Linked DNA regions of Homo sapiens: region 2 is linked to region 1. A link is an interaction called in ENCODE POLR2A ChIA-PET data of the cell type or tissue named here. Cell type or tissue: A673. All regions are shown on one strand. Links, peaks and the distances in the headings refer to the core of each region. The heading gives the core; the rest is flanking DNA.

Region 1 (8,711 bases), core at 433-8,432:
GGAGGCATTTAACTAGCCATCTGGAGGATTCTCCTGTCTCTAGACAATTATTTCACAGCAAGGAAGAAAAAATTGCCTGAGGTCTTCAACCACAGCCAAATTCACTGGAGTCAATAAATGTGTCAGATGGACTACGTAGCTGCCACAGTCCGCTGGGAACAAAACTTTACTCTTGAAAGGACTGCACTTTTCCTATGCCAGATAGCATGTAGATGTGAACAAAAATATATATTCCAGAGCCAGAGTTCTTTTTTCAGGACTTTTTTCAGTTTCACCTCTGAAACTGACTTGCTCAATATTTATTGGTAATATTAGACTTTTACTATGAGAGAGAAATTAAGAAAAAAAGCTGACTAGAGATTCATTATATTTCAAAACAAATACACATTCCAACCCATTCATCAAACTATTTAAGCCTTTTAACTAAGTAAACATTTGTATCTATTTCATAAAGATGGTCTCAAAATTGATTTTAAATTGCTTCACCGAAAATGTCATTATACTTCAAAAAAGACTGGTTGTGTTGTTTTATTTTTACGTGATACTCAAAACCTGATTTTGAATCTTGGTTTCATCACTTAAGCTGTATCACCAATAGAAAAGTTACTTAATTTTTGTAAGCCTTAGTGTCCTTATCCATAAAACTGGCATATAGGATTAAAAGAATGTATAGAGCATAGGCCGGGCACAATGACTTACACCTGTAATCCCAGCACTTTGGGAGGCCGAGGGGGGTGGATCACCTGAGGTCAGGAGTTCGAGACCAGCCTGGCCAGTATGGTGAAACCCCGTTTCTCCTAAAAATACAAAAAATCAGCCAGGCATGGTGGCAGGTGCCTGTAATCCCAGCTACTCAGGAGGCTGAGGCAGGAGAATTGCTTGAACCCGGGAGGCGGAGGTTGCAGTGAGCCGAGATCATGCCACAGCACTCTGGCCTGGGTAAAAAGAGCAAAATTCCATCTCAGAAAAAAGGTGTACTGCTTAGAGAAGTGCCCAGCACATTGTATGCACCAAAAAGTGTTATCTCTTATTTTTTAAGGTAAATCTTTCTTCTTTCTTGTCCAAATAGTATGGTAAATTCTAAATATTATGTAAACAGAAATTGACCAGACCCAGTAAAAATACAGCAGAGCAGGAAGAAAAAGGACCCTGCCTGGAGTTTAGTCAGTGCCTCACTACCTGAAATAGGCACTGTGGGTGCTCTGTCCAGATCCACTGGCTTCCATTCGGCACTTGTGTGTGTTTCCCCTCCCGCTTCTGTGTGCCATGCCCGTGACTCTTCTTTGCATACTGTCTTCAGACTACTGGAGCAGCATCATCCAAACTGGCAGAGAGCAGAGAGTGTCTGATGATTTCTCTCCCTCCCCACCACTCTCCCTACCACCACCCCACTCCTACCTCTGTCCCTTCTGCTGGGACCGACTATTGTGAGAGTATGAAAGCCCAGCACCCTTGCTTTAGGTCAGACTAATTTGGAGGCATGATATATACTTCAGAGCTCCCATGTGGAATAAAGTTGAAGCTGCACTCGGTGGGATGTTGCCTTACCTGATGTCCTACCAATTACTCAGGAAACACTTGCAGAATAAATCACTGTGTACAAATCCTTGCCTCAAGATCTGCTTCTGGGAAACTCAACCCAAGACCCACAAGTGAAATTACTCAAAGAAAAGTTTCAATATTACATCTACTTTCAGCTGTCCTGCAGGCATATAAATTCAGCCTAGCAGCTTCTAATTCCTCCCACTGAGGCAGAAATCATTTTAAAAACCAACCTTGCTACAGGGCACAGTGGTGCATTCCTGTAGTCTCAGCTACCTGAAGCTGAGGTGGGAGGATTGCTTGAGCCCAGGAGTTCAAGGCTGCAGTGAGCTATGAGTGTGCCACTGCACTCCAGCCTGGGCAACAAAGGAGACCCTGTCTCATTTGGAAAAAAAAAAAAAAAAAAAAAGGCCAATCTAGCCATATGCAGAAAGCTGAAACTGGATCCCTTCCTTACACCATACACAAAAATTAACTCAAGATGGATTAAAGACTTAAAGGTAAGATCTAAAACCATAAAAACCCTAGAAGAAAACCTAGGCAATACCATTCAGGACATAGGCATGGGCAAAGACTTCATGACTAAAAAACCAAAAGCAATGGCAACAAAAGCCAAAATAGAAATCTAATTCAACTAAAAAGCTTCTGCACAGCAAAAGAAGCTATCATCAGAGTGAACAGGCAACCTACAGAATGCGAGAAAATTTTTGCAATCTATCCATCTGACAAAGGGCTAATATCCAGAATCTACAGAAAACTTAAACAAATTTACAAGAAAAAAAACAAACAACCCCATCAAAAAGTGGGCAAAGGATATGAACAGACACTTCTCAAAAAAAGACATTTATACAGCCAACAGACATATGAAAAAATGCTGATCATCACTGGTCATCAGAGAAATGCAAATCAAAACCACAGTGAGATACCATCTCATGCCAGTTAGAATGGCAATCATTAAAAAGTCAGGAACAACAGATGCTGGAGAGGATGTGGAGAAATAGGAATGCTTTTACACTGTTGGTGGAAGTGTAAATTAGTTCAACCATTGTGGAAGACAGCGTGGTGATTCCTCAAAGATCTAGAACTAGAAATACCATTTGACCCAGCGATCCCATTACTGGGTATATACCCAAAGGATTATAAATCATGTTACTATAAAGACACATGTACACGAATGTTTATTGGGCCACTATTCACAATAGCAAAGACTTGGAACCAACCCAAATGTCCATCAGTGATAGACTGGATAAAGGAAATGTGGCACATATACACCATGGAATACTATGCAGCCATAAAAAATGATGAGTTCATGTCCTTTGCAGAGACATGGATAAAGCTGGAAACCATCATTCTCAGCAAAATATAACAAGGACAAAAAACCAAACACCGCATGTTCTCACTCATAAGTAGGAGTTGAACAACGAGAACACATGGACACAGGGAAGGGACCATCACACACTGGGGCCTGTTGGGGGGTGGGGGGCTGGGGGAGGGATAGCATTAGGAGAAATACCTAATGTAAATGATGGGTTGATGGGTGCAGCAAACCAACATGGCACATGTATACCTATGTAACAAACCTGCACATTGTGCACGTGTATCCTAGAACTTAAAGTATAATAATAATAATAAAAGTCAACCAAGGTTAGGATGTCAACATATGAATGTTGTGGGGAGACACAAATTAGCCTATAATATCCATTATTTGTAATGCCAGAAGTACCATTTCTAACCAATCACCACCCCCCTTTATTTTGCATATTGTTTGTTCTAAAAAGTGCCTGGTTTACATATATTAGTTATGCCCATTTACTTCCTTTCTTTGAAAGTGGATAGACCCACAGGTCTTAAAGTGGACTGAAGATGAAGAAAGCAAGTGGCGAATGAAGAAATGTCTAAACATCAAAGTATCAAGGAAGGAGATTTTACGAGAGAGTTCCGTTGCATGAGCTACCAGAGAAGGATGTGGCAGGAGTTGGCACTACAATGATCATCAACTCATTCACCCTTTGATGTGTTTCAGTGTATCTATTGGCAATATACATAATTTTTATCATAGATTTGTTCTTATACATGCTAGTTTCTGGAAGCTGAAGAATAAAGTAATACACTATAGTTACAGAAAATCAGAACCCCCGGGAGAATTGATCAATTATGAGGAGTGAGGACCAAACCAAAGAGATGGGCTTTGGCTTATTTTTGCCTCAGCTTTATTAAGGTATAATTGACAAATAAAAATTGTAGTCCGAGTGCAGTAGCTCATACCTGTAATCCCAGAACTGTGGGAGGCCCAGGGCTTGAGCCCAGGAATTCAAGACCAGCTTGGACAACACAGTGGGAACCCATCTCTACAAAAATTAAAAAACTAACCAGGTGTGGTGGTGTGGGCCTATAGTCCCAAGCTACTTGGGAGGCTGAGGTGGGAGGATCACTTGAGTCCAAGGTTGAGGCTTTAGCGAGCCATGATCACACCACTGCACTGCAGCCTGGGTGACAGAGTGAAGTCTTGTCTCAAGAAAAAAAAAAAAAAGAATTAGAAAAACACGTTAAAAAATTGTATGCATTTAAGGTATACAACATGATGATATGATATACATATACATTATGAAATAAGCACAATCAAGTTAATTAGCACATCTCTCATTTCACATAATTAGCATTTGTATGTGTGGTGAGAACACTTAATGTCTATTGTCTTAGCAAATTTCAAGTAGTATATCAGATAATATTATTAACCATAGTCACCACAATGTACCTTAGATCCCCAGAACTCACTCATCTGTTAACTGAAAAAGCCAGACACAGTGAGATCAATACTGTAAGATCTCCCTCATATGTAGAATCTTTAAAAAGAGAGAGGAGAGATAGAGAGACAGAGACAGAGACAGAGATTGGTTTTTTAAATGATTTCTGCCTCAGCGGCAGGCTTAAGATGCTGCTAAGCTGGCCTGGCTGCAGAACAGCAGAAGTAGACGCACTATTAAAACTTTTCTTTGAGTAATTCTAATTGCGGCACAATTTACTCTCTTACCAGGAGTTTGTTGTGATTCTTTACACAGATTCTTAGAGTCTTTACACAGAAAATATATTTAAAAGCGGGGTGCCATGGCTCATGCCTGTAATTCCAGCAGTTTGGGAGGCTGAGGCAGGAGCAACACTTCAGCTCAGGAGTTAGAGAGCAGCCTGGGCAACACAATAAGATCTCATCACTATTGGAAAAGAAAGGAAGGAAAGAAAGGAAGGAAGGAAGGAAGGAAGGAAGGAAGGAAGGAAGGAAGGAAGGAAGGAAGGAGAAATAAAAGAAAGAAAGAGATAAAGAAAAAAGAAAGAAAGAAGGAGAAAGAAAAGAGAGAAAGAGAAAGAAAGAAAGAAAGAAGAAGAAGGAAAGAAAGAAGGAAGGAAGGAAGGAAGGAAGGAAGGAAGGAAGGAAGGAAGGAAGGAAGGCAGGCAAGCTATTTAAATAAAGCAATTTCTCCTCCATGGTGATTTCACAGTCCAGCCATGGGGAGAAAAAACTTTCATAAAACTGGGCAAGCTAAGCTCAAAATCCTTTCAATACTCCAGGCAATTTTTCATGTCCTTCACTTACAATTAAATTATTTTTGTCACTCTCAATGGGAGCAAGACCCTCTAAGATTAGGAGTTAATAAAATTGTTGCTCATTTTCTTCTGCTTGACTCTACAGACTCCGGCAAATACCTCAGGAATGATATCAGGTGCTAGTTACTGCATCAAACTAAGTTTTGTTTTTCTGTTTCTCAGCTCTCAATTATTTATATGCATAATCACTAAGTAAACAGGTATAAAAATTTCATGTACATTAGTCAGAAGCAATGTTTAAAAAAATCAATAAAGCCAAAATATATTAGGCAGTCAATGCCTTTTTTCCCCCTAAAGAATTGAAGTCTATGATTTGGCTTGCTGCCCATACAAATTATTATCAGATTTCATTAAAGCAAAAATTTAAGTAGTGTACATCTGAGTTTGCTGGTTTTTTGTTGTTACTTTTGCTAAACTGTGCTAATCCTTCTGTAATTTAAGGTTTGAGCAATAGAACAATGAAATGAAACTGGATTCACCCTGTTTCAAATTTTCCAGGGGCTTCTTTCGTATTTTCACACTACTGACAGGCTAAATTTCTCCTCTGACCTTAATTCTACACAACCTCAGAACAAAGTATTCTTTTCTTTTTTTCTCTTCAAAAGACTCTCACTATCCTTTAATACCAACAATTGTGTTTAGATGGCCAAGTGTCTGACTCCATCTCATCAAAAGGCTGCTGCTGGTATAGTCCAGTTTGGACTATCAGTTTTTTAGTCAGTAACTTTCATGGATTTTTTTTTAGTTCATGGACAGTTACTGAGGTCAAACAGTACTATCTCTTACTACTCAGAGGTTTTTGTTTTATTATAGGGTAAAATGTCTTAAGTCACCGTGAATTATAATAGCAGACTCATGAAAGAAAACTACCCCCTAGGCTGGGCATGGTGGCTCATGCTTGTAATCCCAGCACTTTGGGAGGCCGAGGCAGTGGGATCACCTGAGGTCGGGAGTTGGAGACCAGCCTGACCAACATGGAGAAACCCCGTCTCTACTGAAAATACAAAATTACCTGGGCGTGGTGGCGCATGCCTGTAATTCCAGCTACTCAGGAGGCTAAGGCAGGAGAATTGCTTGAACCTGGAAGGCAGAGGTTGCGGTGAGCCAAGATGGCACCATTGCACTCCAGCCTGGGCAACAAGAGCGAAACTCTGTCTCAAAAAAAAAAAAAAAAAAGTAAGAAAACTACCCCCTGCTGCGAACAACTAAGAGAGAAGTTAACCATTACAAAGTAACAATTGTGCAGGAAATTATGTCACTGATACAGAAGTTACTGGTTAACTGGAGTCCAGTTTCTGGAATTAATGGAAAGGGCTACTTTAATGAACTATGATGTTCTGATGTCAAAGGTTGAAAATTTTAATTAAAAAATTTTGTATCAGTTGATAAGACTGTGAGCAGCAGAGGAGATAATATTATTAAGGATAGACATCCTAATATTTTCTACTCACATATATTGGGTTCCAGCTTACTCAAAAACTACAGAAGATTCAGTAATTGCCCAATATAGCATTTTTCAACCCCTCAGTTTGGGAATCTTTTTGATCATTTCCCAGTGACATTTTCAGATAATACAATGAAACCATACTGCATGTAGATTTTAAAAGCACATTTTGAAGCATCTTTATGAATAAAAAAGTTTTAAGAACATTTAACTTAAAAATGCAGTAAAATGTTACTCAGCACACCCTGAACCCTACCTAAATGTAATTTTTCAACCATGATCAACTCCATTTTAATCTGAGGGAGACAAATGGCAAAACGAATATCAGGAATTTACTTAAACCAGAGGAGGAGAAGAGAAAGGAAGAAACAGGCCGGGCGCAGTGGCTCACGCCTGTAATCCCAGCACTTTGGGAGGCCGAGGTGGGTGGATCACGAGGTCAGGAGATCGAGACCATCCTGGCTAGCACGGTGAAACCCCTTCTCTACTAAAAATACAAAAAATTAGCCGGGAGCGGTGGCGGGCGCCTGTAGTCCCAGCTACTCGGGAGGCTGAGGCGGGAGAATGCCGTGAACCCGGGAGGCGGAGCTTGCAGTGAGCGGAGATCGCGCCACTGCACTCCAGCCTGGGTGACAGAGCGAGACTCCGTCTCAAAAAAAAAAAAAAAAAAAAGAAACAAATCACCACACTTCATTTTTTCCCAGATGCACTTTTTTTTAATTGTTATTATACTTTAAGTTCTGGGGTACACGTGCAGAACATGCAGTTTTATTACATAGGTATGTGCGTCCCATGGTGGTTTGCTGCACCCATCAACCCATCACTTACATTAGGTATTTCTCCTAATGCCATCCCTCCTCTACACTCCCACCCCGACAGGCCCCAGTGTGTGATGTTTCCCTCCCTGTGTCCATGTGTTCTCACTGTTCGACTCCCACTTATAAGTGAAAACACGTGGTGTTTGGTTTTCTGTTCCTGTGTTAGTTTGCTGAGAATGATGGTTTTCAGCTTCATCCATGTCCCTGCAAAGGACATGAACTCATCCTTTTTTATGGCTGCATAGTATTCCATGGTGTATATGTGCCACATTTTCTTTATCCAGTCTATCAATGATGGACATTTGGGTTGGTTCCAAGTCTTTGCTATTGTGAATAGTGCCACAGTAAACATATGTGTGCATGTGTCTTTATAGTAGAATGATTTATAATCCTGTGGATATATATCCAGTAATGAGATTGCTGGGTCAAATGGTATTTCTAGTTCTAGATCCTTGAGAAAACACCACACCATCCTCCACAATGGTTGAACTAATTTACACTCCCACCAACAGTGTAAAAACATTTCTGTTTCTCCACATCCTCTCTAGCACCAAGATGCACATTTTTTTCCACATCTTTAAATCTCTGAAATAAGGATGTGCCTTACAGTCAATGAACTCTTACAAGTAATTGTCCTGGCCAGGTGGTGGTCACGGCATAGGTGATTGCATGAGCAAATCAGAACTTCATCATACTGTTCACATTGTCATCACTTTAGATGAGATGTGTGCATGGTTATTATCTCAGATGTTAAGTTTAACTGACTTTTACAATGATTTTTGATGTTGTTGTTGTTTTGTTTTGTTTTGTTTTTAGCGGTAGCAAAGTTTATTGTGAAGAGCGAAAGGACAAAGCTTCCCCACGGCACAGAAGGGGACCCGAGCAGGTTACCTGATATTTTTTAAGATTACAACACGATTTAGAATTGAAATAAAGTTTTAGAAATGCCTTAACTAAAATTTTGCTTGCATTTCTCTGTTAACGTAAGAGAATGTTATATTATAAAAATATATGTCCAAAAAAGAGAAATAAGAAAAAAATCTATGTATAAGTAAGTCTAAAAGAATACTTGGCCAGGTGCAGTGGTTCATGCCTATAAATCCAGCACTTTGGGGAGGTTGACGTGAGAAGCTTACTTGAGGTCAAGAGTTTGTGGCCAGCCTGAGTAACACATTGAGACCCCTATCTCTACAAAACATTTAAAAATTAGCCAAGCGTGATGCTGTGTACCTGCAGCCCTAGATACTTGAAAGGCTGAGGTGAAAGGATCAATTGAGCCCAGGAGTTCAAAGTTACAGTGAACTATG
Region 2 (8,711 bases), core at 200-8,199, 250 kb after region 1:
AGAAACAATAGCAGCTAAGTGTAATGCAGAAGAAGGAAAACATTGAGGAAAAAATAGAAAATGATCTATTAGAAGATAATTGGAAGAACCTTGTGCTGGGACCTTGACACTCAGAATTCATCTGCACAGCTTCATATAGCCCCTACCCTCATCTCCTCTAGGGAAGGGGATGGAAAGGTGAAAATTACATTTCTCAACATCCCTGTACCTAAGGATCTGAATGTTATTCAGGTTCTGCCAATGAAATGCATTCAAGTGAGATTTGGAAGTCGGACGTGAAGCCCTGACTCCCATATTTCCTTCTACATGCAATGTAATGTGGGCTGAACAATGGAACCTGGAGTGCGGTGCCACATGATCCTGTCCTATTCAAGATTTCTGCCCAGCCTTAAGAGTTGTACAATATGGTTAGGCTCTTCAGCCTGTAATCCCACCTACTCAGGAGGCTGAGGGAGGAAGATGGCTTGAGTCCAGGAGTTCAAGGCTACAGTGAGCTATAGCTGCACCACTGCATGCCAGCATGGGCAACAGAATGAGCTCCCCTCTCTAAAAAACAGAAACAATAAATAAAAGAATTGTATAATACAGTACCCCATAACTTCTGTTTTTTTTATTTCTATAAAATTGTCTGCCAAATAGAACAAGAATAAAACTGGTGTTAGGAAAATTGCTTTTCAGATAAATGACAAAATTAGAATCCCAACTTCATACCATATACAGTATAAATTTACATGAATTAAAGGCCTAAATGTGAAATGCAAAGCTTTAAAACTATTAAAAGTAAATGTAGCAGAAATATCTTTCTAACCACTGATTAGGGATGGATTTATTAACAAGACCCAAAAAGCAAACATTATAAAGAATATATTTAAATATATATATGTGTATTCATTCTCAAATATTTATTGATACAACTTGATAAACAGAGTCTATGGAAATCCATAGCTAACATCATATATAATTGTGAAAGCCTGAAAAGCTTTGCCCCTAAGATCAGGAAGAAGACAAGGATTTTGCTCTCACCACTTCTATCCAACATTGTACTGGAGGTTCTAGCCAGGCCAATTAGGAGAGAAAGCAAATAAAAGCATCCAGATTGGAAAGGAATGTGTAAAACTATGTCTATTCACAGATAACATGATCTTATATACAGAAAATCCTAAGGAGTCCACAAAAATATGACTAGAGTTCAGCAAGGATGATATGAAAACAACATACTAAAGTCAATTGTATTTCTACACATTAGGAATGAATGAGCTGAAAACAAAATTAAGAAAAGAATTCTGTATACTAACATACTAACAGCATCACAAAGAGTAAGTACTTAGGAATAAATTTAACAAAAGAAGTATAAGTCTTGTACAGTGGAGACTGTAAAACATCATCAAAAGAAGTAAAGACAACCTAAATGAATGGAAATAACTCAAATGCCCATAGGCTTAAAATGGATAAACATATCATGGTATTATATATCTATCCGGTGGAATATTATTTGGCAATAAAAAAGGAACGGCATATCTACTACATCATGGATAAACCTTGACACCATTATGCTAAGTGAAAGAAATCAGACACAAGGACCACATTTTGTACCATTCTATTTACATGAAATGTCCAGAATACGCAAATCCATAGAGATAGAATGCAAATCAGTGGCTGCCAGTGGTGGGAAGGAATGGCATGTGACAGACTGTTTAAGCATCTGAGGATTTTTTAGAAGTGGTGAAAATGGGGCCGGGCTTGGTGGCTTGTGCCTGTCATCCCACAACTTTGGGAGGTCGAGATGAGAGAATCACTTGAGGGCAGGATTTTGAGACCAGCCTGGTCAACATAGCAAAATCCCGTCTCTACTAAAAATACAAAAATTAGCTGAGTGTGGTGGCACACACCTGTAATCCCAGCTACTCAGGAGGCTGAGGCACGAGAATCGCTTGAACCTGGCAGGTGAAGGTTGCAGTGAGCAGAGATCGTGCCACTGCACTCCAGCCTGGGCAACAGAGCAAGACTCGCTCTCAAAAAAAAAGGGGGTGAAACTGTTTTGAAATTGATGGTTGGATAACTGTGAATATACTAAAAGCTACTGAATTTTATACTTTACATGGGTAAATGTTCTGATATGGGAAATATATCTCAATGAAGCTAACATTTTAAAAAGAAAATGTATTGAACACCTATGTTTGCAGGGCACTATTCTAGTTTGTGAGGATATAGCAGTGAATAAAAAGGTTCCCTTTGGGAGTTTCCATTCCAGTGGAAGGGCCACATAAATTGTCCCAAGATACCCAAGGAATTTTGAGGTTTTATTGTGCAATTAGTTTTGGTAAACTGTGCAGAATAATGATGAAAAAGAGAATTTCCAGAAGCTAGGCGGCTTCTGGAACAAAAGTTCCAATTTGCAGGAAGGTAATAAGGTTATTTACAGAAATGGCAAGTTAAGACCTAGGTGCCAAACTCCAGCAACATTCTAGAGTGAGTTATTGAACAGATAATTCATGAGCACTTCACAAAGACATTAGTGACCAATTTATAAGTGCGGTCTTAAAAAAAGCAGGGCAGGCCAGCAGAACTCAATTGTTTTTCTTTCTACTTTTCTATATTTTCCAAATTTTCCATAATGATAACATGTAATATATCTTAGTAACAAAAGGGGACTTCACATACTTTTTAGATGGCTGTTGTTCCCATGTTGTTAGATCAACAGAATGCTGTAAGAATTATGGGCTGGCAGGCTCTCCCAAGACATCCTTATGTGTACAGTGCAGAAATGCGCTGGGGATGATGTTACAATTAGAGATCACTGTCAACAGGTGGTAATGTGCTACCTGATAACCTCCTGGTCAAAATTTCTGCTGAGGACTTAGTGCTCAGTCATAGCCATGGAAAGAATGAATTGGGAGGGAAGGTGATTAGGTCTTAGTGAGCATTTTCCCTCCCTCCCTTCCTTCTTTCCTTTTTTTCCTCCCTCCTTCCCTCCTTTCCTCTCTCCCTTCCTTCCTTGTTTTCTTCTGAAAGACATGATTATGGTCTGATAAACAGAGGTCAGAATTAGGGAACAAATGATACAGTGAGGAATTCACAGCAAGGGCCTACCTAGGTCATGAGCTGTGGCCCTAGCAGAATAAAGAAATGAACACGATGTGTAGCCTGAAAACTGGAATTTACCTCAAGCACCAAAGTAACCTTTCCTACTCCGTAAATGGGAAAAGAGGCCAGGACTTCCAGCAATCTTCTTACTGGTTTCAGTTCAGGGACTAACATTATGGTCTTAAAAGTACAGATAATTATCTAATGAACTGTTAATTAATCCACAGAAGACAATCTAGAAGAGGAATATTTGTGTGCATCATTTATAGTCACTATTCAAAAATTATTAAACTACTCAAATAACAGCATAAATGTTCACCAGAAGAATGCTGAAGACATGTCCTGAATGTAGGAGCCTCCTTCCAAATACTGCTTATTCTAGGGCAAAATGAACTGAGTAATTGTGCTAATGAAAAGTTAGACATTATTCATCATTGCTTCCAGGTTTTATATTATTTCAAGCACACGTAGTGCTGGAAAGCATGTCCTAATAATTACAGAACATGGGCAATAAAAACATCCTATAATGGCATTTAGCTTCCTAAATCACCATATTTTTAAAAATCTAAACTTCCTAAATAAGTAAATTTGTGGACTGTTGCTTTTATAGACCTTGTTTTAGAGTAAGTACTGGTTAGAAATGTCAGGTATTGTAATTTTCCCACCTTTTTAAGAATTTTTTTGCTTTCCGTTCAATAATTTTTCTAAGGAACCTTATGTTTTTCTGTTTTCTAGCCTGTAAGTTCTCTTTAAAGTGTTTTTATTTTAATATGTCACATTTGATTCTGAAAGAATTCATGAGACACACTTGTAAGTTTTAAAGTGCAACTGCCCTGTGGGTTTTTAAAAGATCTGACCAGGTCCAGAACACCTGTCCATTTCCGTTCCCCCATCAGGTTCTCACTGCAGTGCTTTTTTCTTTCTTTCTTTTTTTTTTTTAATACAACCCTTGCATTTACCATCTGAATTAGTTTCCTAGGGCTACTGTAACAAAGTACAGCAAACTAAGCACCGGAAAACAACAGAAATGTTTTGTAGTCTCCCACAGTTCTGGAAGCTGGAAGTTGGAAATCAACGCATCAGCTGGGCCATGTCCCTCTGAGAGTCTGATCAGAATCCTTCTTTGTCCCTTCCTAGCTTCTGATGGTGGCCGTCAATCCTCGGCGTTCCTTTGCTTGCAGCTGCATCCCTCCAATCTGTCCCTCTATTGTCACATGGAGCTCTCCTTGTGTGCCTCTGGGTCAAAATTTTCCTCTTATAAGGGCACCAGTCGCAGTGGATAAAGGGCCCTCTCATAACCTCTTCTTGATACCATCCGCAGAAACCTTATTTTTACGTAAGGTCACATTCACAGGTATTGGGGGTTAGGACTGAAAGCATCTTTTGTGGGGACACCACGCAACCCATAACACCATTGTTTGTACTTTTCAAAAGAAAAGCTTCCTGAAATTTGCCTGTCCTGTCCCATTAGCGACTGCATGAAGTACCTAGAGCAGACAGTATTTTCTAAGTTTAAGGTGAAAAACGCCATCTACCTTATAGTGAGACAAAATAACAACTCGAGCCTTTACACACTAGGGGTTTTCTTTCATCTCTGACCAAAGGAAGTCAGCCAATGATGGAATCAATGACAGTCCAGCGTGGTGGCTCACGCCTGTAACCCCAGCACTTTGGGATGCCAAGGAGGGAGGATCACGAGGTCAGGAGATTGAGACCATCCTGGCTAACACGGTGAAACCCCATCTCTACTAAAAATACAAAAAATTAGCCAGGTGCGGTGGCAGGCGCCTGCAGTCCCAGCTACTTGGGAGGCTGAGGCAGGAGAATGGCATGAACCCGGGAAGCAGAGCTTGCAATGAGCCGAGATCGTGCCACTGCACTCCAGCCTGGGCAACAGAGTGAGACTCTGTCTCAAAAAAAAAAAAAAAAAGAAAGAAAACTCAGAATACATGAAACACTTATCCCAGCATAAGGTACTGTACAGCTAAAAGTGATGGGTGTGGAATGGTAAGGCTTTCTCATGGCTGCTACCTTTTTTAAAAATAAAAAGACAAAATGAGTTATGAAACAAACCTTGTGACTGAAACGTTGCTGTCCCCGTGGCTGCTGCTTTAGATCTGAGATAAAATTTTTAATGAAGGAGATTAGTGTGATTTTCAAAATTATATGTTACAGAACCTTGGAGAGGTACACCCCAGGAGAAATGTGCTTTTATTGGCTGCATCTCTCTGCCTGGGCTCTAGCACACTGTCTGAATGGAGGCTGAGTGAATGAAATAAATCCTTCTTTAAATAGCATGACAAGGCCGGGCCTGGTGGCTCATGCCTGTAATCTCAATACTTTAGGAGGCTGAGGTGGGAGGCTCACCTGAGGTCAGGACCAGCCTGGCCAACATGCCGAAACCCCATCTCTACTAAAAATACAAAAATTAGCCGGGCATGGTGGCGCATGCCTGTGATCCCAGCTACTCGGGAGGCTGAAGCAGGAGAATTGCTTGAACCTGGGAGGTGGAGGTTGCCGTGAGAAGAGATTGTACCACTGCACTCTAGCCTGGGTGACAGAGTGAGACTCTGTCTAAAAAAATAAAAATAATAATAGCGTGACAAAAACTTACATTAAAAAAATTGCTGGGTGCAGTGGCTCACACCTGTAATCCCAGCACTTTGGGAGGCTGAGGTGGGCAGATCACTTAAGGTCAGGAGTTCGAGGCCAGTCTGGCCAATATGGTGAAACCCTTTCTCTATTAAAAATAAAAAAATTAGCCAGGTATGGTGACATGCGCCTGTAATCCCAGCTACTTGGGAGGCTGAGGCAGGAGAATTGCTTGAACCCGGGAGGCGGAGGTTGCAGTGAGCTGAGATTGCACCACTGTACTCCAGTCTGGGTGACAGAGCAAGATTCTGTCTCAAAAAAAAAAAAAAAAAAAAAAAGAAAGAACGAAAGAAAAAAGAAAAAAATTACATTAAAAAATTAGTCATTATAAATTGTACATTCCTAGAAAAAAATTATAAATCGTGCCAACAAATGGCTGCTTTTCTTCTTTTAGATTCTCGTTCCATTTATTCAATTGTGTGTATATGTGTATATATATATATATATATACACATATACACACAAACTTTAGTACAGCTATCATCTTAGAGTTGTATAATACTTTCATTCAATATTTTATCACAAAAATTATCCTTCATTGTTATATTTTTTATAATTTGTTTGCAACATTCCATTGATTATTACAATTTACTTCATCATTTCTTTGTTTCCAACTTGGGATGTTTATAAATAATGCTGGAGTGAAATGCTTCTGCAGGCTCAGAAAAGGGCAAGCTGCAGCTTTTGTATCTGAAGGGAATGGAAACAGCCCAAAGAGGGCCTCTTTCAGAGATCCAAACAGATTGTCTGCATAGCATTGTCCTACAGGCTGTTAAGAACGAGCTGTATTTATAGGTTGTCCCATTTATGGTTTACTGAGTGAGGAAACTAAGCTGGCAAAGCCCTGCTTTTTAGAGCCAGTGAACTCACAAAAGATGCAGCCATAATATATTCCTAGTTCAATTTAGCCAGTGGGGCAGCTAGGGAAGTTCTCCTCTTTTATGATTCCTCTTTCCTTGCCGTATCAGCCACTACTTTGACAAAACCTGTCTTCGCCAAGGCAGCCTTCAGCTTCAGCGGTGAATGCAGGCCATGGGTCTACCTCCTGAGCACCTCTCCAGGAGTCACAGAAACAGTGCTAGAAAGGAAGGAGGGGATTTCCCACTCATTGGGAGGGTCAACTTGATAAAACAGATAAGAGAACAATTGAAAGGAGCAATAGGTGGCATGTAGTGAAGGAGTATACGTTGGGAGAAAGAAATGGTAAGAAACAAATATGCACCAATTGCTATGGTAAATTTTACCATCTTTTCCACAGTCTTAGATTAATGCACTGTCTTACAGCCCTTGTATTACAACATAACACCACAGTTTTTTACTCCTGGAAACACTGTCCCTACATTAGGAAAAACAATTTTAGAAGGTGAAACCTTGAGTGTACACCATGTGGCTTTAAATATTCTCCCTAATTATGGAAACAACTTAGCTTTCAAATGGCTCAGCACTTTTATTTCTCCCTAAATTCAATTCTTATCTAACGGGGTCACCACTGCTATCTAAGTAGGTGCTTTGCCTTGTGCTATAGTAAGTAAATTATCACCTTTAGAAAACATGCCCCAAGGAAGGCTAGAGAAAGTGCAGACACCCCCGCCAACGACTATGCAGCCCGCCCAGCCAGGGCTCCGTCCTCTCCAGGCCCAGAGGCTGGATGCTTTCTATGTCAGTGAAAATAAATCTGCTTTGTGCCAAATTCTGAAGACAGCTGGTGATTACTAACCTTTAGTATCAGGCAACTGTTCATAAACCTGAGATTGTCCCATCTTTCAATTCTTATCAGCAGACCTATGATCAGCTAGTAAAAAGTTTTCCTTTAGAATTTAACTTTCAGGCATTAAGTAAATAATTGTTTGCTTTTTCCCTATGAAGGAAGAGGAGCAAAATGGAAAGAAGGTAGAATATTGTCAATTAACAATCCATCCTATTAATAATCAGGAAATAAGTGGTTTATAATATTCATCATCGCCATTATCAAAATAATAGTCATTTATAATAGTTCTTTGTATCACAAGGCAATTTTACATATATCGCATTAGTTGAGCATCCCAATACCGCCAGAGGTAAGACAAATATTGTTATCTCCAACAGGTATATAGAATATTCTAGCTGAATCGGTTGAAGCTCTGTGGCTCACCATTCAGAAGTTAAGTTTCCAGTTTCTCCAAAACAATTTTCTAAGTATCAATGAGTAAGGAATATAAAAGATGAAAATGAGTCTGGTCTTTCTTAATTTCAGCACTTTCTCTCGCCAAAGCAGTTGATAAATCATTCATGAGGCACACTTCTCCACTCCTTACTGCCTGGGCCTGGGGAGTGGTACAGAAAAGAAAGCAGTTCTAAAAGTAACCTGCAGAGATGACTTGCCTAGCTGCTCCTGCACCTACAAAACGGTCTCAAACTGCAAAATCCTCATCAACAAAGAAAGAGATAGAGTGAAGGAAATAAGACAGCACATGCAGCTAGAGGCCAAGTCAACAAAGTAAAACTCTGGCAGTTTTTCAGTACTATTAGTCTATGCTCTGACTTTCTCCACTGAAAGTGGATAAACCTGTGCCAATCAACACAGAGGATTACTGATAAATATGCTGGCAACAGAGATAATGCTTTACAATTGTGGGATAAAATGACTCCCTATTAGGAGATCAAGTAGAATTAAGGGAAACATAATCCAGCATTGGTTTTTAAACACAAGAAGGGCATTCTTGAGGAACAGGGAGGAAGCAGATTCTGTGGGGCTCTAAAGGGAGGGCCAGGGACCAGCTGGGAGAAAATACAGGCAAGGAAGATATTCCAAACCCTCCTTTTTCAACTTCCTAGGAGTCAGATTATTGGGGAGCTGCTGGAAAGATAATACAAGATTTTTTTCATACTCAAACTCATCAAACTAATAAAAAAATCAGCATTGCAGTAACACTGTGAGGCTGGTGAAGGGTTAGCAAAGTTCTCAGAAGCAACAGTATCTCTGCATATGCAGACAA

What was found. Peaks named below come from ENCODE experiments on the same cell type or tissue, not always from the same donor. Only the 100,000 strongest peaks of a DNase experiment are listed, where the experiment ranks them.
Region 2: POLR2A ChIA-PET joins it to region 1 with 12 read pairs; 2 of 35 experiments call an interaction of 5 or more read pairs at or near these places.

The regions. Positions count from the first base shown.
Region 1 is chr6:24,377,027-24,385,737 of GRCh38, forward strand. It overlaps a transcript of DCDC2 not described here. Among named protein-coding and RNA genes, the nearest start is that of MRS2, 22 kb to the right of the region's middle. In A673, for the core only: no CTCF peak of the experiment used is centred there; DNase peaks (open chromatin) are centred at 4,645, 5,075 and 6,375; H3K27ac peaks cover 5,542 bases.
Region 2 is chr6:24,624,518-24,633,228 of GRCh38, forward strand. The region is part of intron 1 of KIAA0319; the gene reads right to left. Among named protein-coding and RNA genes, the nearest start is that of KIAA0319, 17 kb to the right of the region's middle. In A673, for the core only: no CTCF peak of the experiment used is centred there; no DNase peak of the experiment used is centred there.